Regions from separate parts of the Homo sapiens genome. Here regions 2, 3 and 4 are each linked to region 1. Evidence: read pairs that join two places in POLR2A ChIA-PET (ENCODE). Cell type or tissue: MCF 10A. All regions are shown on one strand. Each heading gives the region's core, and the rest is flanking DNA. Links, peaks and the distances in the headings are about the cores only. Region 1 has its middle 5.7 kb from the start of CYP3A7-CYP3A51P. Region 2 holds the start of CYP3A5 (cytochrome P450 family 3 subfamily A member 5). Region 3 overlaps CYP3A43 (cytochrome P450 family 3 subfamily A member 43). Region 4 holds the start of CYP3A43 (cytochrome P450 family 3 subfamily A member 43).

What was found. Peaks named below come from ENCODE experiments on the same cell type or tissue, not always from the same donor. Only the 100,000 strongest peaks of a DNase experiment are listed, where the experiment ranks them.
Region 2: POLR2A ChIA-PET joins it to region 1 with 11 read pairs; 2 of 35 experiments call an interaction of 5 or more read pairs at or near these places.
Region 3: POLR2A ChIA-PET joins it to region 1 with 11 read pairs; 2 of 35 experiments call an interaction of 5 or more read pairs at or near these places.
Region 4: POLR2A ChIA-PET joins it to region 1 with 11 read pairs; 2 of 35 experiments call an interaction of 5 or more read pairs at or near these places.

The regions. Positions count from the first base shown.
Region 1 is chr7:99,737,787-99,744,047 of GRCh38, forward strand. It overlaps a transcript of ZSCAN25 not described here. Among named protein-coding and RNA genes, the nearest start is that of CYP3A7-CYP3A51P, 5.7 kb to the left of the region's middle. RefSeq lists a promoter at 1-320, enhancers at 80-320, 1,236-1,247, 1,962-2,474, 2,314-2,332, 3,657-3,675 and 1 more and a cis regulatory region at 4,891-6,261. In MCF 10A, for the core only: no CTCF peak of the experiment used is centred there; a DNase peak (open chromatin) is centred at 2,895.
Region 2 is chr7:99,676,535-99,682,786 of GRCh38, forward strand. It overlaps CYP3A5 (cytochrome P450 family 3 subfamily A member 5), which reads right to left and starts at 3,462. Exons shown (of 13, transcript NM_000777.5): 1 at 3,292-3,462. The coding sequence starts at 3,362. It also overlaps a transcript of ZSCAN25 not described here. RefSeq lists promoters at 3,382-3,547, 3,415-4,153. In MCF 10A, for the core only: no CTCF peak of the experiment used is centred there; no DNase peak of the experiment used is centred there.
Region 3 is chr7:99,833,274-99,839,534 of GRCh38, forward strand. CYP3A43 (cytochrome P450 family 3 subfamily A member 43) reads left to right here. Exons shown (of 13, transcript NM_057095.3): 2 at 3,180-3,273; 3 at 5,847-5,899. Among named protein-coding and RNA genes, the nearest start is that of CYP3A43, 8.4 kb to the left of the region's middle. In MCF 10A, for the core only: a CTCF peak has its summit at 4,904; no DNase peak of the experiment used is centred there.
Region 4 is chr7:99,826,074-99,832,334 of GRCh38, forward strand. CYP3A43 (cytochrome P450 family 3 subfamily A member 43) reads left to right here and starts at 1,940. Exons shown (of 13, transcript NM_057095.3): 1 at 1,940-2,113. The coding sequence starts at 2,043. In MCF 10A, for the core only: no CTCF peak of the experiment used is centred there; no DNase peak of the experiment used is centred there.

The sequences.
Region 1 (6,261 bases), core at 627-5,626:
GAATTCAAATGCAGCCAGCACTCTGTCCTAACTAATGAAATTGGTGTTGTTCTGCAAAGGAAAATAATTGAAGGCATGTTCTGCCACTTAATTCCACAGAAAGTAACATCTTCTAACATGTAGGGACTTGCCTACTGAGAGCTGCACTGACTGTGTCAAGGAAGATACTATGCATTGGAAGAACACCCAAGCAACACTTGCCTCTCCCCTACTCATTTCCTGTATTAAAGCATTCATCATGTTTTTAAAGCTGTGCTGTCAGTATTGTGCTCCCAGACATTATTCTTGGTCTTGGTCAACTTTGTACCCTAAGCACATGGAGAAGAGACAAATAAGCAGATAATTATAGGACAGCTAAGGAAAAATAATCATAAAATTGTGAGAAAAATCATGTCCTTATCAACAATGAAAGACGTTTCTTCTTTCTTGGTCTGGTTTCATTGGATCAAAGTTAAATCTCAACATTCAGAGAAGCATTAGGCTCAGATATCAGCATGAGTGGACAGGCTGTCCAGGGACTCAGTGATGCAAGGAACACCTTCACTCCGATATTTTCATCCTTTTATATTGGTAGTCCAAGTGGTACCTCTCTTCTGGGAAGCTTGTTCTGACTTCCAGTGGCCAAGTGAATTACTCGTGGTAGGCAGAAGCAACATTGCTCTGGAATGATTTGTGTATTAGATTCAAATTTCACAGGTCATGATCTTGAGGATGTAAACCAAAAAAAAAAAAAAAAAAAAAAAAGACAGATTATCTCTCTGTAACTCAGCTCTCAAGTCCCCATTCTTCTCAGTAGGGGAAAACTTGATTTTGCATGTTGGGGTGACCACGTGGTATCTAAGTTTTGTTTTTATTTATTTATTTTTGAAATTGTTTTGAGGCAGGGTCTCACTCTGTTGCTCAGGCTGGAGTTCAGTGCTGTGGTTATAGCTCACTGTAGCTTCCACCTCCTGGGTTCAAGTGATCCTCCTACCTCAGCCTCCTTAGTAGCTGGTACTACAGGTATACCACCATGCCCAGCTAATTTTTAGTACAGATGGTGTCTAGCTATGTTGCCCAGGCTCGTCTCAAATTCCTGGCCTCAAGTGATCCTCCTGCTGCTGTCTCCTAAAGTTCTGAGATTTCAGATAGGAGCCACCACACCTGGCCTTTAAGTTTTGGTGGCTGGAGGAGGGGATTAGCAATGCTTTCGGGCCTCATGCTTAGGGGTGGTGTTGAGGAGAGTGACAGGTCCATGGACATGTACTCTAGGCACTGGAGGAGGTAGGTGTCTCACTTCGATGCCACTGTATGTTGGTTAGTCTGTATGCCTGCTGTGTTCAGGGCATGTGGCAAGCACTAAATATTAAAGAATCAAAATCCTTGTCCTGATGAAGCTATCTCTCTAATAGGACAAAGAGATACTAAACAGTGACAAAAATAATACTGAATTACAAATTGGGAAAAATGCTATGAAGTAAAAGAACCCTTTACTTAAGCTCCCAGTGATATCAGACACAGTTGATCCTTCTTTCTTTCCTTAAACTCTCTCTCTCTTTGAAAGACATGAATACAACAGAATCAACAAGACTTGACAGATGGGAAGTGTGAGACCTTGGATATTCCTGGATCTGTTTCCTCATCTGTCCATGGGGGAAATTGACCAGAATTGGCCTATGAAGACCAAGGTCCTCCTTGTCCCAATCAGAAGACCCCTGCAGGACTGCCTGCCTCTCAGCCTCTGTGTCCCTCTAGGAGTTTTGAAGACATTCCCTGTCCTCTATTCTCATTCTCTTATAGATCACTTAGGGTCCACCAGGTCTTCCAGCCCAATCAAAGACCAACAGCTCCTACAGGCAGGAGAAGAGCAAAGGTGGGATAGGATGCAACTGGGAGAAGATAACCACCCATTTAGGCCCTGAACTTTAAATTATGGATGGGTTTCTTAACTGAGATTGCAGTGAAAGGGTTTCACACATTCTCACACCCACTCACACTCAGCTTTTACTCAAGGAAATGATAGTGAATACGTGTCATGCTAAGTATTTACCCTGCATTAACTGATTCAATCTGTCTAACAACCCATGGTATTGATGTTGTTATGATCCCTATTTTACAGATGAGCAAACTAAGCCACAGGAAGGTTAACTGACCCATCCAAGGTTACGTCACTAATTGCTCTAGCAGAGCCAGGATTCATATGTAGATTCTGTAGCTGGAGAGCCCAGGGTCATAATCTTTTGACATAAGCCCAGCCTTGCCCAAGGACACACAGAGTTAGTGGGGAACTAGCAATGCAGCTCAGGCCTTCTGAATGGGTAGTGGCCAGAGCTCTGTCCCATATGCTGGGACAAAATGAAGTCCCAAAGCAAACTTGTCAGTGAGGACTGGGGTGAAGCAATGTCCTTTCTTCTCCCTGCCTGCCCTTGCCCTGAAGTATATGCACTTCTGTAGACTTTACAACAAAAAAGAAGAGGAGCTCTCTCTCTCCTGCCACCTTGTGAAGAAGGTGCCTTCTTCCACTTTGCCAACTGCCATGATTGCAAGTTTTCTGAGCCTCCCCAACCATATGGAACTGTGACTCAATTAAACCTTTCTTTGTAAATTAAAAAAAAAGAAGAGGAGGAGGACTTAATCATAACTGTTTTCTTTCTACTCTATTCTGGAGTGTCTATTTCTTGATAAAGTAACCACCAACATCTCCATGGCACTTCATAATTTATACAGTTCTTTCCCAACTCTCCTAATATCAGCAAGAAAACTTTGTAAGATGAGTAGTATTAGGATGATTTAACTCATGCTTTATAGATGTGGAAACAGATAGTTAGAAATAGACTTCAGACGTGACTAAGCCATGAAGCCAGGGCATGGAGCAGGACATTGTGATTTCAAATTGCATCAGTGGTGTTCTTGCTGGGATTCCAAGAAGGCTCCTAAAACAACTTGGCAGGTTGTGTCAGCCACACATGAGATAAATATTTCTCTCTACACCTCCCAGCACACTGCCAGTGTAGTTATAAAATGCTACAGAGCTGGTTATGACCATGAAAACAACATGTGCATCCTACACTTTACTAAATTGTGTATTCAGTGAGCTCATGTTTCAGCAGAAAGGGGAATGTTGCAAATAATTCTGACATGTCACAATCAGAATCATTTGTGTTTCCAGGAAAGCAAAAAGTAAAAGGTGATGAAACCAACATGTAAAAGAGAAATCAAAGAATATGAGGCAAATTTCAGAAGAGCACGTGGAAGGGAATTAATGAAACAGGAAATTGGTGAAGGAAATGAAGATTGTCATGAGATGTGTTACAAAACATCAGCAAAACCTACACCATTTCTCATACTCCTTATTTCAGTAACCTCCTAGCTTCTTTTGCCTACCCTGGGCAGTACTTATCCAGGGAATTCCCTACTCAGCCACCAGACAGCATCTCAAAAAACATGGAATCTTAAAGCATGCTTCCTTGGCTTCAGTCCCTGCAACTGTTCCTATCACTCACAGGATAAAATCTAAGTATATCTAGGAAGTAACACAAGACCCTTTCTCATCTGGCCACTGTTAGCTTCTTCAGCCTGTCTCAGTCCACTTCTCCAACTGTACACGGTGTTTTAAGCAAATGGTGCGATTGGCTACTCCCCAGGCTCTGCAAAAATGATGTGTTCGTGTCTCCTTGTGTCCACACAAGCTGTTCTTTAGCATAGACTGGGTCCAACCCAGCTTCCATCTGGTGCATTCCTAACCATCCTTCAGGAGTCAACCAGGGCATCATCTCCCCAACAAGCCTCTTTCATGACCACAGCAAGCAAATGCTGGAGAGGGTCCCGCTGGTGCTTTCTCACAGTTTTAACAGCTGGACACACAGTGGCTGTCATCCCGGGATGCTCACAGAATTCACATGCATGAGGAGCTTTTAAAAACCACAGATTCACTGTGTGTGGAGGCACAAAACTGTAATCTCAGCACTTTGGGAGGCTGAGGCAGGCAGATCATGAGGTCAGGAATTTGAGACTAGCCTGTCCAAGAGATCACAATGGCCTATATTGTAAAACCCCGTCTCTACTAAAAATACAAAAATTAGCCAGGAGTGGTGGTGGATGCCTGTAATCCCAGCTACACAGAAGGCTGAGGCAGGAGAATCACTTGAACCCAGGAGGTGGAGGTTGCAGTGGGCCGAGATCAGGCCATTGCACTCCAACCCCAGCCTGGGAGACAAAGCAGGACTCCAACTCAAAAAACAAACAAACAAACAAACAAACAAACATAAAACCCACAGGTTCCTGGGCCTACCAGAAATGAGAAAGGGTTGCCTAGGAGCCTAACAATGAGGAGGCAGGGACCATTGAGGGCCATCTGGAGAGACTCCAAAGTGTCCCATCAATCCAGTTACATGAAAAAGAAGGCATCACACCCAACTCATTCAATGAGGGCCACATGATCCAAATCTGAAAAAAATCAGGACCGCAAAGGAAGATGACATGCCAGTCTCATTCATCGGCATCAGTGCAAAAATGCTGAACACAATAGTAGCAAGCCAGAGACAGGAGTGTTCAAAGATGATACACCATGACCAAGTTGAATTTAAACCTGAGACTCAAGAATAGTTAACAGAGAAAAAGTATAAATACCAATGATCTCATCAACAGATTAAAGGAGAATGATTATAAGATCATCTCAATTGTTTTAGGAAGAGCCTTTGCTAGTTCAATAATAATATATTAATAATACATGATAATATTCAACTCCCATTCATGATATAAAAAACCTTCAACAACTAACAGCAGTGAATTTTATTAATCTGATGAAAGCATCTACCAAAAAAAATTAGAGAAAACATTATTCTCAGCAGTATAAAAGCATTATCCTCTTATACCTTCTTGTTTACCATGTGCACAAATTACCTTTCCAAAACTAGTAACATCTTTAAAAAATCCTATCAGTTAACTTACTTTTTCTGTAATTGAAAAGAATATCATAGCTTGTCCTTGTCAGAAGTCCAGCTTGTGATTCACCTGGGGTCAGCATAGGGCAAGGTTTAATAAACACTGAAATAACTAAACATTGTAATGCCTCATGGGGCTGCTTGAACTGACATGATTTCAAGGGCACTGAGAGGCTGGGGGAAAGCAGAGGGTCAGCAAGTTCATTCAGCTGAGATTATCTCAGTTTACAAACTGGAGTTTATGAACTTTAGTTGGGACATGAGTTTCATTGATTATTGGAATGAACCATCTCTCGAGAATAAACCAGCATCCAGCATCGGGCATGAAGTTCCAAGAGGACCCCAGGGAGAGATGTTACTAGGAAGCTTGCCAAATCCTGTGACTTTCCAGGGGGCCTGCCCACCCAAGTGCAGCCCATGCCTGACACCCAGCCCTCAATGCCCTATTCTGATCAGTTACATGGTTATCTCCAGAACCATGGGGCCCTCTCTATCGGTGTGAATGGGTTGTCCACTCTGCCCAGTGCTGTGACACAACACAGGGGAACAGAACCATAAGGGAAAATGTGAACAAGACCTTCAAAGAACGAGTCATGCTGAGACCCAAGGTGGGGGTACTTCACCACACAGAGGGAACTGGGGAGACACCAGGAGCTCTGGGAAGGCAGAGATAAGGGGATCTGGAACTACCTGGTGTGAAGTATTCCTAAAGGAGAGACTGTCTGCATTATCATCAACAGAGAAGTGTTTGTATAGAAGAGGGGAAGGTGAGAAGCATTTCAGGCTGTGAGAATGGTTCAGCTTTTTTTAGTAATAAAAAAATAGAGAAAGTAGAAATTGCTTTTAACTTTGTGTATTGAATAAGTAAGGAATGGCGTCCCAACCGTTTTCTTTATTATTATTATTATTACTATTACTATTATTATTATTATTGTTTAGACAGAGTCTTGATGCATTGCCCAGGCTGGAGTGCAATGGCACAATCATGGCTCACTGCCACTTCAATCTCCCAGGCTCAAGCAATCCTCCTGCCTCAGCCTCCTGAGTAGCTGGGATGACAGGCATGCATCACCATGCCTGGCTAATTTTTTGATGTTTTGTAGACATGAAGTCTGGTCTTGAACTGACTTGTCTAGGATGGTCTTGAACTTGTGGCCTCAAGTGATCCTCCTTTCTCAGCCTTTCAAAGGACTGAGATTACAGGAATGAACCAGAGGCCAGCCACTTTATTATTAACAAGGTTCAATATTTCTGGATTTTTGATAGCTGTGTTTCTTCTTTGATAAAATGTTCATGTCCACTCAGCTCTGCACCCAGTGGACTGAATAGACATCTACAG
Region 2 (6,252 bases), core at 4-5,003, 62 kb before region 1:
TGTTTAGTAAGTGGACTCTTCGCTGATTTGGGGACTCTCATCCTAGGTAGAAAGAGTAAGATTTTTTTTGTCTTTTGCACTGATGATGAGATTTTGCATCACTGTATGCACTCAATCACAGAGGGTCACTGGGAGCCTATGGTGACACTGCCCTTACAATTTGCTCAGAAATGTTTATGCTTTTTCTTCCCTCTAAGCTCTGACCCTGTTTTAGGATCTAGCCCTTCTTAAACGTTCATTCACAGAGAGGCCTTGGAGGAGTCATGGAGTCCTTATTTCTACAGATTGACAACTGTGTTCATGGCTTCTATTGGCCTTATAGAAATGTGGGCAGCTTTCAGGTACACCTCAGTCTCTGTGGTCAGATGATCTGGTTGATTTGAGCTGTTGAGGAGGATGGTTGATCCATATGTCCTTGAATGATTGTGTGCAGAAGAACCAGCAACTAATACTTCTCAGGTCATACTCACCTGAGAAGCACAGTGCCAGGCACACTCATCTTTTTCAAGGTGGTCAACCAGAAAGCAGTCAGTTCACTGCCTCTGTACGTGAAGTATCTCTGAGGAAAAACCCATTAAGCCTGGTGTTCACTATGGCAGGCCTGCCTGGAACTCATCTTTCATGAGTCATGTGCAAACTCCTCCAACTGATGGTTCTGGATCCTTGCAGACCTTCCCCCTCCGGTGTGACTGAGGGATGGAAAACTGGAGGAAGAAGAGAGGCTGAAGGAAGAGGTTGCCAGACACTGATTCAGCTGTGAAGCTGCTAGCCCCACACAGTTGGCTCCAGAGAGGCAAACTACAAAAATGTGGCTGAAAAAGATGATGTGCATAAAAGAATCCACATGCCTCATATGTACTTTCAGCTAAAAGACACAGAGGGACCTTCCAAAGTCCAGGTACTTTCCTGTTGATAGCAAATGGTGCAGTATGGCATATAAGATAAGTAATGATAAAACGTCCCGGAGAGTTGTATTAAGACCTTGTTTACTCCTCTTTAGAGGTTAGCCTTCAAGGCAGTATAGGTTCCAAACATTTTGTAAACATCCAGTGACTTATAAAATGTGATAAAATAAAACTGAGAAATTACATGAAGGGCAGGGTTTGGAGGACTCAGCAGGGGCAGCATGAGCAGGCCCAGTCATACATTTGGTTCCCTGCCCCAGAACAGTTAGTGGAAGTGCGTGCACCACCTGCCAAAGCCAGGGTGGCCTTGGGTATTCCCACTTCAGTTCCCTCCTTTGTTGTCACAGCCATGTCAAATCAATGACACTAATCTCTGCTCCTGAACTTTAAACACATTACCTGACCTCTCAGGTGAGGACAAGCTATTGAGTTAATGTGTCAGCAGCATTGGCCCCCAAGGAAAGATCTTGGTGAGTGTCTAGATTCACATGGTACCATGTCAAGGCAGATGCTGTGCTGGGCGAACTCTTTAGTTTCTTTCCAGCTCCCCTCTGGTAGAGTAATGCAGCCTTTGGGTCCAGTGAAGAGACTAACAGAAAAGCCAGTCATCTATTGCATGTAATTGTGTTGGCCTAAGGAGGGCCTGGTCTACACTGCATTTTCTGACTCCTGGGCTGCACCAGCATTGTCTAAGGCTAAGGCATTGTCTGCCTGGCTGCCCGAGTCTGTAGTGACCGGCCCACAACATGGCAGACCACACACAGAGTGACACAGATGGTGCCCCTGTGTCCAGGCTTGAAGCAGATGAGATGCCAACCTGTTTGCCCTTTGAGTGACCTCCACGGTGGGGCCAGGACCCATGAATATCTCTTTGGAGTTCTACCCTGAGAGCTGAGGAATATTTTCTCACTTCATATGGATCCTACCTGGAAGCCTTTGCTATCGTCACTGGCTCACAGTCTTGCTTACTCCCCTGTCCTGAGAGTTTAAGACAATCTGCTAAGCAGGTATATTCGAAAAGGAGTTATTAAAATAAATGGCCGGACAGGTATATTTGAAAAGACGTGCAGTCTTGTCTTAGAGGTATACATTTGTGCATTAGACTCATATTCCTGACATTCAGGAAAGGTGACATTATTTTACACACACTTATTGTCACAAATACTGAACTAACAGCCCTGTTTTACCATCCAGAAGGAACATGCTGGAAATAGTCTATCTCCAAAAAATTCTGGTTTAAAAATGAATGAATTTAAACCATATCAATTCATTTAAAAATGTTAGACAATGGAAACCATGTTGCCACAACTCACTGAATTCCTAAGCTTTCTGTGAAAGAATTAAAATGAGGTTTATAGTGTCTATTTTCATGTCATTGTGGTTCCCTGCTCTTAATAAAAGTCAAATTGAGGTAGAAGTTAATGGGACAGGTGGAGCCTCCACTACCCACAGTGGAAAGTAACTCTTCTCTCCACCTGCTCTAGGATGCCAGGAATCCCACCAGTGAGAGGGTTTGCCCTCCTGTACTGTAACATAAAGGGGAAAAATATGTAAAATCCAAATTGGCTTTCATGGCTCCTGCCTTTTCAGGCTGCTAGTAGATTCCCATTAGGTGAGAAACAAAGCTCTATATTAATCCTAGCCTCCCAGAGACGGGAGGAAAAAGATTAAAGCAAAGAATAAATCCTCGAAACTTCCTCCAGGTCTCCTTTGCTCTAGAGGTTAATCATTGCAAGATAAACCATCCTGTGTATGACAGGGTGGAGGAGTGACTCATAGGAGGGAGGGGATTTTCAGGGGCATGGCACAGGAAAGAGGGAAGAGCCAGGGGACAGCTTCCCATGAAGTCTTGGTGTCCCCTGGTGCGTTATGTAAATGATATCCTGGGTTGGAAGGCGGGGGAGCAGGAACCAGGTCTACAGGGGCAATACAGCTACACATCCCTTCCAGCAGACACAGAACCCAGAAAGCGAATTAATGAGACAAAAATGCAAGCCACTCCTTCCTGTACCCAGAATCCCCAGAGCCTGGGAAGGGGATGAGGATCACACTGTCCATCATGATCAGCAGTTTGTAATCTGCCGCTGCCATGTTTTCATTGATTAGTCTTCGTCAGATCTAAGCTAATCAAATCATTCCCACTACCAAATGCTGTCCCTAAACCCTCCTAGTCACCAAAATTAGAAGGTGGATGGGAGAAATGCTTATTTATTCATTCATAGATCTGCATAAGATAATAATAACTTCTATGCGTTTGTAGCGTCCAACACTTCAGCTACTTCTCCTTGAACATCTCTTTTGATCTTCAAAACAGATAAGGGAAAAGGGGCCCGATTAGCACCCCAAGTCCAAGGAAACAAAGAGAGGAGTTTGGACAGTTACTCACAGATAGAGGAGCACCAGGCTGACAGCCAGGAGAAGCCAGGTTTCCACCGCCAAATTTGGGATGAGGTCCATCGCCACTTTCCTTCTTCAACTGTGTTCTGTGAGTCTTCCTTTTAGCTGAGTGCTGCTGTTTGCTGGGCTGTTTGCCTGGAGCTTCCCTGCCCTGCACAGCAGTCTTCAGCCAAGCTGCTGAAAGATTTATGTGCTGGAGAAGGAGGCAGGGCTATAGCTGCAGCCAATAGCAAAGAATCGCACACACCCCTTTGCTGACCTCTTTTGAGTTCATGTTCTATGAGGAATCATGAAAAGCTTAATCAGTGTTATCGGGGAGTCCAAGGGTTCTGGGTTCTTATCAGAAACTCAAGTGGAGCCATTGGCATGAAATCTATTAACCCTCCTCTCACCTGCCCCTCCATGGCTGCCTTCATTCTAGAATAATTGAAATCCATCCTCACAAGCCACACCTACACATCTTTACCCACGAAATTCCCTCTGCCTGGAGTGTACCTGTGCCCTCTAGATGACTCCTACGTATCCTTCCAAGCCCAGCCAGACAGACCCCTTCTGCTAAAATTTTTCCTTACCAACCTCCTCACACAAATGTAACCATTTCCTCCTCTGGGTGCCTCCTATCCCCCTCACACAGTCCTATTGTCCTCTTTTCTCTCTACCACCATTGTAAGTTTCTATGCCTGTTTCCCTTAGCAGAGGTGAGCTCCTCAAGGGCACAGTCTGGTATTATTTACTTTCATGACCCTGGTTCCTAGCAGGGTACTGTACACATGGTGGGTAACCAGGAATGTTGGTGGAGTTGTCTTGGGTGAGATTGCTGGGCGTCTCATCCCCTCTGACTCTGTGGTGATAGCAATAGACTAATGGTTGCTTGGGACTCAAATGCAGCCACACTGTGTCCCAACTAATAAAGTTGGTCTTGTTCTGCAAAGGAAAATAATAGAAATCATGTTCTGCCACTTAATTCCTCATAAGGTAACATAACATGAAGAGACTTACCTGTTGAGAGTTGTACTGAATCTGTCAAGGAAGATACTGTGTATCAGAAGAACACCCAACCAGTTTGTGCCTCTCATCTATTCATTCCTGTATTAAAGCATTCATGATGTATTTTAAAAGCTGTGCTCCCAGTACTTGGGTACAACACTGACTAAGGCCCAGACATTAGCTCAGTTGTTTTGATTTGTAGATCCCACAAGTATGTGAGAACTTGCAATATCTGTGTTTCTGTGCCTGGCTTATTTCACTTAACATGATGACCTCCAGTTCCATCCATATTATTACAGATAACAGGATCTCATGCTTTTTTCATGGCTGAATTGTGCTCCATTGTGTATAATTGGAGTACTTTCTTTATCCATTCATCTGTTGATGGACACTTAGGTTGCTTCCAAATCTTGGCATTTGTGAATAGTGGCTATTGTGAATATTGGAGTGATGTTATCTCTTCAATATATGATTTCCTTTCTTCCAGGTATATACCCAGCATGGGGATTTCTGGATATTGTGGTAGCTCTATTTAATGTTAATTTTAATGTTTTGAGGAACCTCCAAATTGTTCTCTATAGTGGTTGCACTAATTTACACCAACAGTGTACAAGGGTTCCCTTTTCTCCACATTCTCGCTGGCATTTGTTGTTGCCTGTCTTTTGGATAAAAACCATTTTAGCTGGGGTAAGATGATATCTCATTGTGGTTTTGATTTGCATTTCTCTAATGACCAGTGATGTTGAGCACCTTATCATATGCCTATGTGGCATTTGTATGTCTTCTTTTGAAAAATGTCTATTCAAATTTTGCCCATTTTTTGATTGGATTATTAGATTTTTCCTTACAGAGTTGTTTGAGCGCTTCATGTATTCTGGCTATTAATCTGTTGTCAGAGTGTGACTTTGAAAATATTTTCTCCCATTCTGTGGTTTGTGTCTTCACTTTGTTGATTGCTTTCTTTGTGGTACAGAAGCTTTTTAACTTGATCTGATCCATTTGTCCATTTTTGCTTTGGTTGCCTGTGCTTGTGGGGTAGTTCTTCAGAAAGTTTTGCCCAGACCAATATCCTGAAGAGTTTCCACAATGTTTTCTTGTAGCAGTTTCATCGTTTGAGGTCTCAGATTTCAGTTTTGTTTTTTGTTTTTTTGTTTTTTGTTTTTCTGACAGAGTCTCACTCTCTTGCCCAGGCTGGGGTGCATTGTCATGATCTCAGCTCACTGCCACCTCCGCCTCCTGGGTCCAAGTGATTCTGCCACCTCAGCCTTCTGTGTAGCTGGGACTACAGGCACGCACCAGCATGTCCAGCTAACTCTTGTATTTTTTGGTAGACATGTGGTTTCACCATGTTGGCCAGGCTGGTCTTGAACTCCTGACCTCAAGTGATACACCCGCCTCGGCCTCTCAAAATGCTGGGATTACAGGCATGAGCCACGGCACTCAGCCAGGTTTCAGTCTTTCGTCCACCTTGATTTGATTTTTGTGTCTGGTGAGATACAGGGTTCTAGTTTCATTATTCTGCATGTTAAAATCCAGCTTTCCCAGCACCAGAAGAGACTGTCTTTTCCCCCAGTGTATGTTCTTGACAACATTGTTGAAAATGAGTTCACCGTAGGTGTGTGGAATTGTTTCTGGGTTCTCTATTCTATTTCATTGGTCTGTGTCTGTTTTTATACAAGTACCATACTGTTTTGGTTATTATACCTCTGTAGTATAATTTGAAGTCAGGTAATATGATTCCTCCAGTTTTGTTCTTTTTGCTGAAGGTAGCTTTCGCTATTCTGGGTCTTTTGTGGTTCCATACAAATTTTAGGGTTTTTTTTTTTCTATTTCTTTGAAGAATGCCATTGGTATTTTGAGAGACTGCATTGAATCTGTGCATTGCTTTGGGTAGTATGGACATTTTTAACAATATTAATGCTTACAATATATAAACATGGAATATCCTTCTTTTTTGTGTCTT
Region 3 (6,261 bases), core at 688-5,687, 96 kb after region 1:
GGACTGAGCTCTGAACAAAGAGTTTAGTTACCTTTTAAGCATTTCGTGGGAGGGGGGAGATCTGTGGAGAGGGAAGCATACTAGAGAAGTAAGAAACAAACACAGTTATTCAATTGAGAAATGCATTACATCATTTCTTACATTTCAAGGAAAAACACGTTTTGTGACTTGAGTTTATCTGTCTAGTGACCTTGCAGCTGCACAGCTAGGGAAACAGGGTCTTTGCAATGCCTGGGAAGGGAGGAGAGATAAGGCTCACTAGCCTCAGAAAAACAGGCAGTTAGTTTTTAAAAGACTCCAGCTCTTTCTCTTTTTCAGGGGAAGTTGGGTTTTTTTCATATACAACTCAGTTTCTGCTTACGCACTCTTTAATTTCTTTTAATTCCTGTTCCATTGTCCCCTTTGGTGCTTTTTACAACAGAAGTGTTAATAGAAAGCACCACTATTTGCCACCTCCTCGCGGAGCTGAGCTTTTTCTTCTACCGGCAGCAGCTGATATCTGGTTAATGCCACAACTGTGCGGTAGCGTGTCAGGCTACTATTGCCTCTATAGTTGACTGAATACTCCTAATAAACAGGGGTAAAAGGCAAGGGAGGATGAGGCAAATGCCAAAAATAAGCAAGAACTCACTAATGAGGGTTTTGAATTCTCCAAAGGCTGACAACCATCCTCCAAATAAGGAATCCAGGGACCACCTGGACCAAGTCTGAACTAGAACATGTGCCATCTTGCACATTCTAGCTGTGATTTTCATGACAGCTAGGCCATTATCATCGATTTCTAAGCAACAATTGGTTAAATTAAATTTTTCACATACTCTTCCTTCTGAGGCTAAGAGGAAATCTAAAGCCAGCCTATTTTGATATATAGCATTTCTCATTTGTGTTGCTTGTATTGCCAATAAATCTAGTGCCCTTGATGTTTTATTGGTTATAATTTCAAGGACTGCCCGCAACCTTATGATGCAGTTGAGCATATAGATGGGGGTACGGTACCCCCATGACCTTTCTTGCACCTAGGTAGCTGGCCTATAGTATTTAATGATTCTTTCAGGAGGCCATTTGTTATCTTTCCAGTCTCCTATGTCCACATCTTTTTTGATATTTGTGTTTATTTTTGTGATTATGCCTCTTCTAGTTCTTTTATTTTCATCATAAACTGGATATCCTAAGAGTTCCCCTGGCTTTAGAGGAATTAGAAAGAAGGATGGCTTGATTGTTTCTAACACACATTCCCCTGTCCATTTAGTCAGCAGCTGATATGCCTGTGCTCCACAGGTCCAATATAGGCCAGAGGGTGCTTTCTAAGCATTTGGAGCCTCTAGCCGATGCCAAGTGCGGCTTAGAATAGACAGTGGAGGGAAAGGGTTTTGATCTTGTAAGTAGGAGTTGTTCTGGGCATTTCTTCAATAGAGTTTTGTTTTTAGTCTCATCATAATACTGTTGCCCTAGGCAGATTGTTTCTCCTACTGCCCCTGTGAAAGCCTTTCCTCATTGGGCAATACAGTACTTTCCAATTATGGAGGTTTTTAACAACCAAACACTGGTTGAGGCTGTTGGTTCACTGGTAGGGTTAAGCGAAGTGAAGTTATTTTGTGGCATTAATTCCTTTGCCTCCCATGGCCACTGGTCCCCCATATTAGTTCCTCCACATACATAGCATGAGGAAATTCCTAAGCTGCCAGCTATGTTTTCAGCTAGTTGAGCAAATAAGTTTTTGGTTGATGGGGGAAGCTCGGGCACCGGCTGATCAAAATGCTTATAGAATGACTTATGAACCCAGAATTGTGGGGTTGGACACATCTGAGTTCTTCTAGTCTTTTTGACAATCAGTAGTGGAATTCTAAGGCCTGCTCCTTGCCTATCAACTCTTAATAGTGCTGTCTGTCCTGTAGACCAAAAAGGTAGCTCTGGCTTTAAGATAGTAAAATTTAAAGGATTGCATGTCTTTGTCTTACGATCTGGTTTGGTTGACATACTACTTAGCAGAACAGTCTTCCCTGAATATAGGTGTTGGTGTTGTGTCAGTGTAGACCACTTAATGTTACAGTCTGGGCATCCGATTTGTCATTCTCTGTACAGATGTTTAGGACTGCTGCTGATAAGCCTCTCGTGTCAAACCATTGCAGACTGCTTCTGGTTTTTTAGGATTATGAACATATGCGGTATGGTAGGCATCAAAATACAAGGAAATAGGCCTGTTATAGAGGGGAAGGGCTTCTTTGGTTTGAGCTATAAGCTCTCCTTCTTTTTCTCCCTCTGATTTAACATGTACCTCAAGCCAGAATTCATAGGGTGAGAGCTTAGGGTCATAACATACATATAGCTGATTATTTCCTGGGTCACAGACTGAATAGGTGGTCTGGTTGTATGTGCAGGTTTCTAACTTGGTTCCTGCACATTCATAGTAGTTATGGTACAGTAGAGTTTTGACTATGGTATTCCTTACCCAGGTAGTGTGTACACAGTGTGGGCATCCTTCTAGAGATTTCTCCCCTTTTAGTGTAGGCAGAAATGGTAACAACATTAGCGTATGTAATAGAAACATGCTTACACTACACGTGGGAATGGCAAACCTTCCTCTGGGCATAGACATTTGCAGCATTTGCAGTAATAACGTAACAACAGAACAATCAGTACTGACAGAATTATAACTAGGCTTGTAAATTGTATCCACATTTACTTATCCAGAGATGGTACTCTTAGCTTCGGCTGTGCATAGACTAGTCAGCTTCCGAGATGTAACTAGAGCAGAGCTTGCAGGAATCCCCAAAGATCAGCCGAAATCAATTATTCAGGCCCCACCTGAGGAAAGGGAATGTCCATCCCCATGTGTGCCAGTATATCTGTCTTTGGTCAGAATAAGGCAGGAAGCAGAGTCAGGAGCACCCGAAAAGTCAGGCTTGGAAGAAAGTGAGGCTCAGTCCTTTGGATGTTAATCTGACTGGCCCAGTGTACCTAAATAATTAATAAATATCCTCCTGAACCCCATTGGTCTCTCTGATTCCTTAAAATCCTGCTATAAAATGTAATTATTGCCATCAGAGTTTCTGTTGTTATTTATTGCCTCCATGTTACCTCCCTCCCTTGAACATTCCAGTTCCTGAGGTAATGTCTGGCCAACCCCTTATCTATAAAGTTACAATTTCTGTAACCTGGCTTTCTCTTTTATTTTATAGTTATGGGACCCATTCACATAAACTTTTTAAGAAGCTGGGAATTCCTGGGCCAACCCCTCTGCCTTTTCTGGGAACTATTTTGTTCTACCTTAGGGTAAGTGTTATTTGAGCTCCCTCTTTTGCTTCTTATCGATGCAAACCCAAGCTTAGTCCTATCAGTAAAAATGCTCCTCCTCAGGAGGAATTTCCAATGTTTTACACTTTCAGAAATGGTGTGTATGCTCCACCCAGAGCAGGGCCAGGTTTATACCAGGACTCTCATCTTAATGGTCAGGGGGTTTGGGTTTGCCTCAGTTGCACGGCACAGATATCTGGGGGATCAGCACTCGATGTTCAGGACTTGATGTTCAGACTTTGCGAACCATAAAGAGGACTTTCCTTTTGCCCTGTGCAGATTTTTGAGAAGCTACAGTTGTCCTTAGTATTAAGAGAAAAGCAGAAATGGGGAAATGGGAGCCCCAGTAGCGCTCATTAGCATCATGTACCACATTCAAACTTTCCTGTTTTCACCAAGAGCTTTAGTAAGCTTTTGTTTCCTTCCTCCTGTAGAGCTTTGAAAATTCAGTTCATTGGCTGGGCGCGGTGGCTCACGCCTGTAATCCCAGCACTTTGGGAGGCCGAGACGGGCGGATCACGAGGTCAGGAGATCGAGACCATCCTGGCTAACACGGTGAAACCCTGTCTCTACTAAAAATACAAAAAAAAAAAAAAAAAAAATTAGCCGGGCGCAGTGGCGGGCGCCTGTAGTCCCAGCTACTCGGGAGGCTGAGGCAGGAGAATGGCGTGAACCCGGGAGGCGGAGCTTGCAGTGAGCCGAGATAGCGCCACTGCACTCTGGCTTGGGTGAAAGAGCGAGACTGTGTCTCAAAAAAAAAAAAAAAAAGAAAAGAAAAAAAGAAAAAGAAAATTCAGTTCACTAGGCAGCTATTTACCGCTGGATAATTTGCACATACTTGAATTCTCTCAAGAACTGTTAAATTCCCTGCAGGTAGTTCCACAGTTGTGCTCCAGCTTCTTCTCCCCAGGATGTATTTTACAGATTTGAGAGGAAGAACAAGAAGGTTCTGCTTTCCTGCTGCTTTTCTTCAAAGGCAGCACCCTATGAGTGAGCCTGAGCAGGGAGTGCTTATAATGAAGACAATATGGAGGCTGTCCATCAACTTCAGATATTTAACCACAAAATGAGTTCTGTTTTTTTTTAAAAGAAAGGCAAAATTACTTAACAAAATAACTAGAAAGGGGATAATTTGACAAACTTATTCAAAATTTAATTATCTAAACAGGAGGTAATATGTGTCTCATAGTCTTCGAATTTTGACTGAGCCTTGTGGCTACCCTGGTCTGATGCTCCACCAAGGGCCTGGGGCCATGATGGAAAGTCACAAGTGCGTGTCCACATGGCCAGTAAGAAAGCCTGTGTACAGGTTGCTCTCTGACTCAGGTTTTCTGTCTTACAGACCTGAGGCTTGTTTTTCAGATTCTAATTCTCCCAACTGAGGCCTTCATTGCAAAATTACCACTTAAGAATTTCATCCTTTTTTACCCCCCGAAAAAGCAATAATTTTCTCTTCATATTTCCCAGATCGATCCTTTAGTAAATCCACATGTCCTGGGCTATATGTTGCCTAGTTAGAACATCAAAACTGAAACAAGGAAGCAGGAAAGTTTGTTTTTAAGTGTCAGAAGTGAAAACTCTGAGTGAGTATTGTAATGTGCTGTGTCTGACATCTAGAGGTGGCATTTCCCACACTTATTATGTGTTAAGCTGGAAAACTGGAAAGTGAGTCCACTCTGTCATTTGCCCACTCACTCATTTTCTCGCTCAACAAAATGCCTTGGACTTTTATTTAAATCTGCTAGACTAAAAGTGGTCCCTGATGTTTTTGACTTTCTAATTCAGCTAGAATTCTAGAGAGAATACATGAGATAAATGAAAAGGATGCTGAACAAGGAGATAAAAGATTGCACATTCCCTTGAGACACTCACTCACTTTCCGTCAGCCTCGGTTTCTTCATGTTCCCATGGTGGTGATAATTCAGGGGTTTATGAGATTGCAGAGACAACATATGCAGAAATGAAAACACATCAGAAAGACAATGAGTTGCTTAGTGTTCATAGACAGAAGTAAGTCATTCAATATCTACACTAGTTAGAGAAAATTTAAAAGTGACTTTAAATTCTCCATTTCAAATATCTTCTGTATTTTCTCTCCTTTTCCTTAAGAGGTCTCTGAATAAGATTCCCAGCTGGGCGTGGTGGCTCACGCCTGTAATCCCAGCACTTTGGGAGGCTGAAGCAGGAGGATCACCTAAGGTCAGGAGTTCGAGACCAGCTTTGCCAACATGGTGAAACCCTATTTCTACTAAATATACAAAAATTAGCTGGGTGTGGTGGCGGGCCCCCATAATCCCAGCTACTTGGGAGGCTGAGGCAGGAGAAGAGCTTGAACCCAGAAGGCAGAGGTTGCAATGAGCCAAGATCGCACCATTGCACTCCAGCCTGGGCAGCAGAAAAAAAGGAAAAAAAAAAGATTCCCTCTAACTGCCAGTAAATGGTAGCAAGCCTAATGGTAGCAAGTCATTGGATTTGACTTTTTTGCCCTGGTTAAATGTAGCGTTCAGTACATTCGAAATAATACTTGAATTGTATTTTGTTTCTTCTGCCAGGGTCTTTGGAATTTTGACAGAGAATGTAATGAAAAATACGGAGAAATGTGGGGGTGAGTATTCTGGAAACTTGCATTGGATAGAGCTGTTGCTATGCTGAGTTATTTTACTGCAGAGAGAACAATCTCAGCCCAGATTTTGTTTGGATAATGCTATTGTCAACCTAAGTAACAAACAGAGAGAGGCTATCTAAAAGAAAAAGATGATCTGGGAATTGAGCATTGCAAGGGGAATATGCGTGTCATAGGAAACTCCATGCATATTCAGTATGTGAACAAAAATAAAATCTTTGAGACCCTAAACTCACTATGACAAAGGGAAAATCGAGCTTGAGAATTAAGTCATACCTTACTGCCTTCCTTTTTTCCCCAGACAGATAGCTGTAATTTCACAACCCTGGGTAATAGCTTCATAC
Region 4 (6,261 bases), core at 849-5,848, 89 kb after region 1:
AAACTGACAGCTGTCAATCAAGTGGGAAGTCCAAAACTCATGAGAGACCCACCCAGTTTTCAATCATCATGAAGGAGCCAGGGGCTCAATGGCCCCTGCTGGTACCAAGTTGCCAGGTCCCTGCAATGTTCCAGACAAAGACAGTGATGGTAAAAAGGGAAAAGTGGAGGTAGAATGCAAGTGCAGCAGCAGGAAGATATGGGACTCTCCATTTTAGGGTCTTCAAGTTTTTCAGATTTTCTGAGACATGGGTTAACTCTTCAGGTTAGTCTCCTAGTAAAACACAGCCAAAGTCCCAATTGTGTTTGAAACTTTCAAAAATGCAGATTGAAAGAAAGCCTCTTACTGTCTTTGAGAAGTCCAGACTCCTCTTATCCTCATTGCATGCTTCGGAGTTCAATTTAGGTGTATCTCTCACATCCATTTCTGTCGAGCCTTTACCTTTAAATTTTAAACTTGAAAAACTGCCAGAGTACCTGATAGTGATTGATCAGAGACAGAGCCACCGAATTACCCGATGGCAGGCCTTAGAGACCATGGCCTTAGGACCTAGGTTATGCATAGCCCTCACCTTAGGAAGGGGTCCCTTCAAGGGCAAATAAAATGCGATAGTCCTTGCAACACTGAAGCATGGAGTATCCTGTGAGGCATGAACTTGCTTGATGCAGCATGAATGCACCCCAAGAAACATGGGCATGCCCCTCCAAGTGCAAGCATACCCCACAAGTGGGTAGCCATAGAGCCAGAAGGGCAGGTTCCCTGAAAAAAATAAAGACCTCAAGACCTCATCCTAAATGTGAGATCTTGGATGTAAGAGGATTTACTGATTTTTCCACAAAACAGCCAGGCCAGGAAGATAACTGAGCTTAGAGGACTCTTGCTGGTGCCAATGCATTGATTAGTCCAGATGACAAGGGAGAGGATCTTGAGAGCCAATTTTGATCCCTTCCTCATCACCAGGAAATATGAGTAAAGATTGTGGGATCTGTGGAGGACAGAGGGAGAGCTTCATTTTCTATAAAACACAGTCTGCAGATTGAGGAGATGCAGCCTCGGAGGTGGAGAGCTATAAAGTCAAAAACCACAGAGCAGGATAGAGGAGTCAGAGGAGTGAAGAAAAGAGTCTTGATTAGACAGCCTTTAAGCCCCAAGTCACATGTCTCTTAATTGGCTGTTCCTAGGTGGTCAGTTAGTTCTTACCACATGATCTGTTGGTGAGCAGTTGGAAAATTCCCAGGTACAGATTTTTTCAGAAAATGTTATTTGACTTGGCTACAGAAAAATAGGTTTTGCAACACTTACTAAGAACACAGAGAACATGACCATCACCTAAACCTGCCATGGCCTCTTGGGTTTGTTTTTGCTTTTGAGGCACAGGGAGTCCTTCTTGTCTGTTTACCTGGAGGCATGATTTGGCAACCTAGATAACAAACAGAGATAGGCTTTCTAAAAAGAATTATTTTTATTTGGGAATAAAGCATTGCAATGGGAATATGCGTGCCAAGGTAAACTATGTGCTTATTCAGGTAGGTAAAGTAAGACAAAGTTTAAAAAAATAATGAGAAGGATTACATATTTGTTTTGGAATGATTATCCTTGGCTATAAAGATCAATAACAAGACTGACATCAGTTTGAGGTTGGACAGGCAGTTGCTGGGCAGATGTTCTTGCAGAAGTATTTTTCTTTAGGTTCCTGAGAATCTATAACCTTTGGGCTTACCAATAGCAGTGACTGATTTGTTTACTGATTGTTCACAGAATAGGAAATCAAAGGAGGCCAAAATAAGGACAGCCATAATTATTTGCCAATTGTCAATTTGAAAAGGGTACCCAAATCCCTCCATATGAGGAGTAGCATAAGTGGCTTTTCTACTGGCTGCCGCTGTAGACCCACCTCCTTCTCCAGCACATAAATATCGCTGTTAACATTAACTAAATCACCTCTGGGCAGAGAAACAAAGCTCTATATGCACAGCCCAGCAAAGAGCAGCACACAGCTGAAAGAAAAACTCAGAAGACAGAGCTGAAAAAGAAAACTGGTGATGGATCTCATTCCAAACTTTGCCATGGAAACATGGGTTCTTGTGGCTACCAGCCTGGTACTCCTCTATATGTGAGTAACTATGCAGGCATGTTTGCTCTTAACTCTAAGACCTGAAGTGCTAATTGGGCCCATCTTTTTCTTATTTGTTTTGAAGATAAAAGAGATAACGGAGGGGAAGTTACCTAAGTGCCAAATACTGTGAACACATAAAATATTATTAATATGTTAGGACTCCTAATACAACATTTGAAAATGTAAAATTTAGTCTGGGTGCGGTGGCTCACACCTGTAATCTCAGCACTTGGGAGGTGGAGGCAGGCCAATCACAAGGTCAGGAGTTCAAGACCAGCCAGACCAACATGGTGAAACCCCTTCTCTACTAAAAATACAAAAATTAGTCAGGCATGGTGGCACACACCTGTAATCCCAGCTACTTGGGAGGCTGAGGCAGGAGAATCGCTTGAACCCAGGAGGCAGAGGTTTCAGTGAGCGGAGATTGCACCACTGCATTCCAGCCTGGGTGACAGAGCAAGACTCCGTCTCAAAAAAAAAAATAAAACTTTGTCATACTGAGTAGTTTGAACTAAAGAAGACTGAAAGACTTCACAAATGTCTTCAGAATCTCTGACCCTCTTCTGTCTACCCATCCCCCATTCTTTCCCTCCTGAAGTGCAGGGTTGCTCTGAAGTTCTCTTATCTGACTAAGGGAAGATCTTCCAAAAAGAATGCAATTGTCTTGAGCCTCTCCAAATAATCTCATCAATCAGAAAACTAATTCACAGGAAAAGAGAAAAAGTTTGATAATACTTATTCTTTGGAGCACTGCTACCTGAGAGACTTTATCTCCACAATAAAATAACCTTTGTTCATCATGTGTTTTCTCCCTTCACCTTCCCATAACTTGTGTCAGAAACTCCCTATCAGAAGCCACTCCCTACTTTTTAGCTTACAATGCTATTTAAGCTTTACTCATTCAGTCCTTATTTTAGTCTCATATATTGTGGGCCTCCAGCACATATGCATGTAAAATTTTGTATGGATTTTCACTGTAACCACCCAAGAGATTCACCTTGCCCCCTGCCTCAACAGAGCCCATTCATCAAGACAGGGGAATTGTAATAGAGAATGAGTTAATACATGCTGCCAACAAAAAGAGCCAAACTCTGTACAATACTTGAAGAGATTTATTCTGGGCCAAATATGAGTGACCATGGCCCATGACACAGCCTTCAGGAGGTCTTAAGAACATGTACCCAAGGTGGTCAGGGTGCAGCTTGGTTTTATTCTTTTAGGGAGGCATGAGATATCAAATACATTTAAGAAATACATTGGTTTGGTCCACAAAGGCAGGAAATGTGATTTTTGCAGAATTCTTTGTGATAGAGCAGACTCCAGAGAAATTGCAACAACTTAAAGTCTTTCAGATCTGGCCCTAAGGAGCTATAGGAGAGAAAAAAAATCTGTCAGATCACCATTGCCTACCTCTACTCCAACTGGAGCTGTTTCAAAACCAACATGTAGAAATCTTTTTGTCTGGCTGCCCTGTGAACTCAGAAACTAGTCTGCTAAATGATTAACTTTTGGTCTCCTTTTGCTTTGGTAGAATGACCTCTTATTAAGTACCTGTTTAACTGCACCATATACAGACCTATCTTTCATGACAGCAGACCTGCAACATCACCTCCTGAAATGAGGCACAGCTGTTTAACTGGATTGACATTGCTAGGAATGTGAGACTGGTTTATACTGGTTTAATGTGATTCCTTGCGACTCAGCTACCAATTCAATTGTCCTCTCCACAAGCATCAACTCAGCTTTAGTATGTACATTTTCTAGGGAAGTTTATGACAGGGGAAAGTTGGGGCTCCAAAAATGAAACCCCAAAATATGGCACTTAAGCATGTTGAGGACTTTGAACCAAAGGAAATTGAAAGGTCTCAGAAAGTCTTCAGAACCAAGCTAACTCTTATGTTCTCCTGTCTCCCAACCCTGCTATTTCTCCCAAAATATAGGAAGGGGCTTTCTCTGAAGTTCTCATACCTAAAGGAAGATCCTCCTAAAAAAAAGCAATGGTCTTGAGCCCCCTCCCTATAATCTCATGAAAAAGAATCTTAGCAGGGCCAGGCATGGTGGCTCATACCTGTAATTCCAGCACTTTGGAAAGCCGAGGTGGGTGGATCACGTGAGGTCAGAAGTTCAAGACCAGCCTGGTCAACATGATGAAACCCTGTCTCTACTAAATATACAAAAATTAGCTGGGTGTGGTGGCAGGTGCCTGCAATCCCAGCTACTCGGGAGGCTGAGGCAGGAGAATCGCCTGAACCCTGGAGGCAGAGGTTGCAGTGAGCCAAGATTGCGCCATTGCACTCTAGCCTGAACAACAAGAGCAAAACTTAGTCTAAAAGAAAAAAAAAAGAAAAAAATAATATTAGCTCACAGAAAGGGAGACTAAGGTTGATAATACTTGTTCTTTGGAGCACTGATGCCTGACAGACATTATAATAAGATGACTTTTGTTTATCATGCTTTTTCTTCCCTCACTCTCTCATGTCTTGTGTCACCCACTCCCCATCAGAAGATACTACATTTTTATAGCTCAGAATGCTATTTAAGCTTCAATCATCAGGCCATTCTTTGAGTATCATATCTTTCAAGGCTCCCATGCATATTCATGAGATAAATTTATAAGGATTATCTCCTATTAATTGATCTACTGTTAGTTCATTTCTCAGACTCAAATATCAAACCTCCATAGAGGAATGTTCTCTTGACCCTACAGATGTTACACAGATCCGTTGAAGAAGTAAATAAACATTATCCACCTCCTCTTCATTCAACTTCCAATTTCTGTTACTAAGAGTGTTTACTGACATCATTCAATCCTGGGGATGCTTTCTGATTGACTATGAGTTTTGATCTACCTAGACTAACAACCAGAATTTAGCATGGGCAGATAATGGATTATAAACAACTGGAAACCCAAGAGGTTATTTTCGATGTGTGAGTAGGAAAAGATCCCCAAAGAGGGAACCAAGCTAACAGCTGGGCCTGGCCAGGGTGCCACTGTGGGGTCCTTCAAACACATTCTCTTCATGCAATTTTTCAGCTTTATCACATTTTATAAGATTTATTTATTTGTACTGAATATTTAGGATCTAAGAAAAGCTAACCTATAAAGAAGAGAAATCAAGTTTCTAATTCAACTGTCTGGAATATTTTATGGTTACTTATGCTATGTAGCACAGTGAAACTTTTCTATCAACAGAAATGTTCCTGAATTTTGGAAGACCTCTCTTTCAGCTGAAAGCACATAAGGGGCATTTAAAACTATTTATGCATACCATAATTTTCAGCCACACTTTCCTAACTTACCCTTATAGGGCCTACTTTGTGGCACCAGCAGTTGCATGGTTACATCGGCGGGATGCAGCCTCTCTTTTTCCTCCAGTCTTCCATCCCTCAGTAACACCAGAGTGGGAAGTTCTGCAAGGATCCAGAACCTGCAATTGATGGAGTTCACACATAACCCATCAAAGATGAGTTGCAGGCAGGCCTGCCATAAGGAGCACCAGACTTAATGGGTTTTCCTGCAGGATAGTTGATGTACAGAAGCAGTAAACTGACTCTGTGTGACTGATCATTTTGAGAAAAAAAAAAAGTGAGCATGACTGGCATTGTGCTTATCAAGTAAGGATCACCAGTTGGAGGGCCAGATTGCACAAGAGGAGGAATGGCCTTGAAATTTATTCTTTAGTCATTGGTTCCTCTGCATAGTGCCATTCAGAGAACATATAGGTCAATCACATTTACTGTAGTTTATATCAATCAAATCATCTGACCACAGAGATTTGGGTGTAGCTGGAAGGTGCTCACATTTCTATGAAGCCAGTGGAAGCCTTGAATATGGTTGTCATTCCATAGAAATAAGAACACTATGATTCTTCCAGAGCTCCTCTGTGCAGGAATGTTTAAGGATGGCCAGATCCTAAAACAAGGTCAGTGTTTAGAGGGAAGGAAAAGCATAAACACCTCTGAGAAAACAGGAAAGAAGGTGTCAGCAAAGGGCCTCAGTAACCCTCTGTAATTCAATGGATGTAGTGATACACAAACTCATTATTAGTTCAAAAGATAAAAAAAAAAAACCTCACCTAGTGATATGGTTTGGCTCTGTGTCCCCAGCCAAATCTCATCTTGAATTGTTATCCCTATGTGTCAAG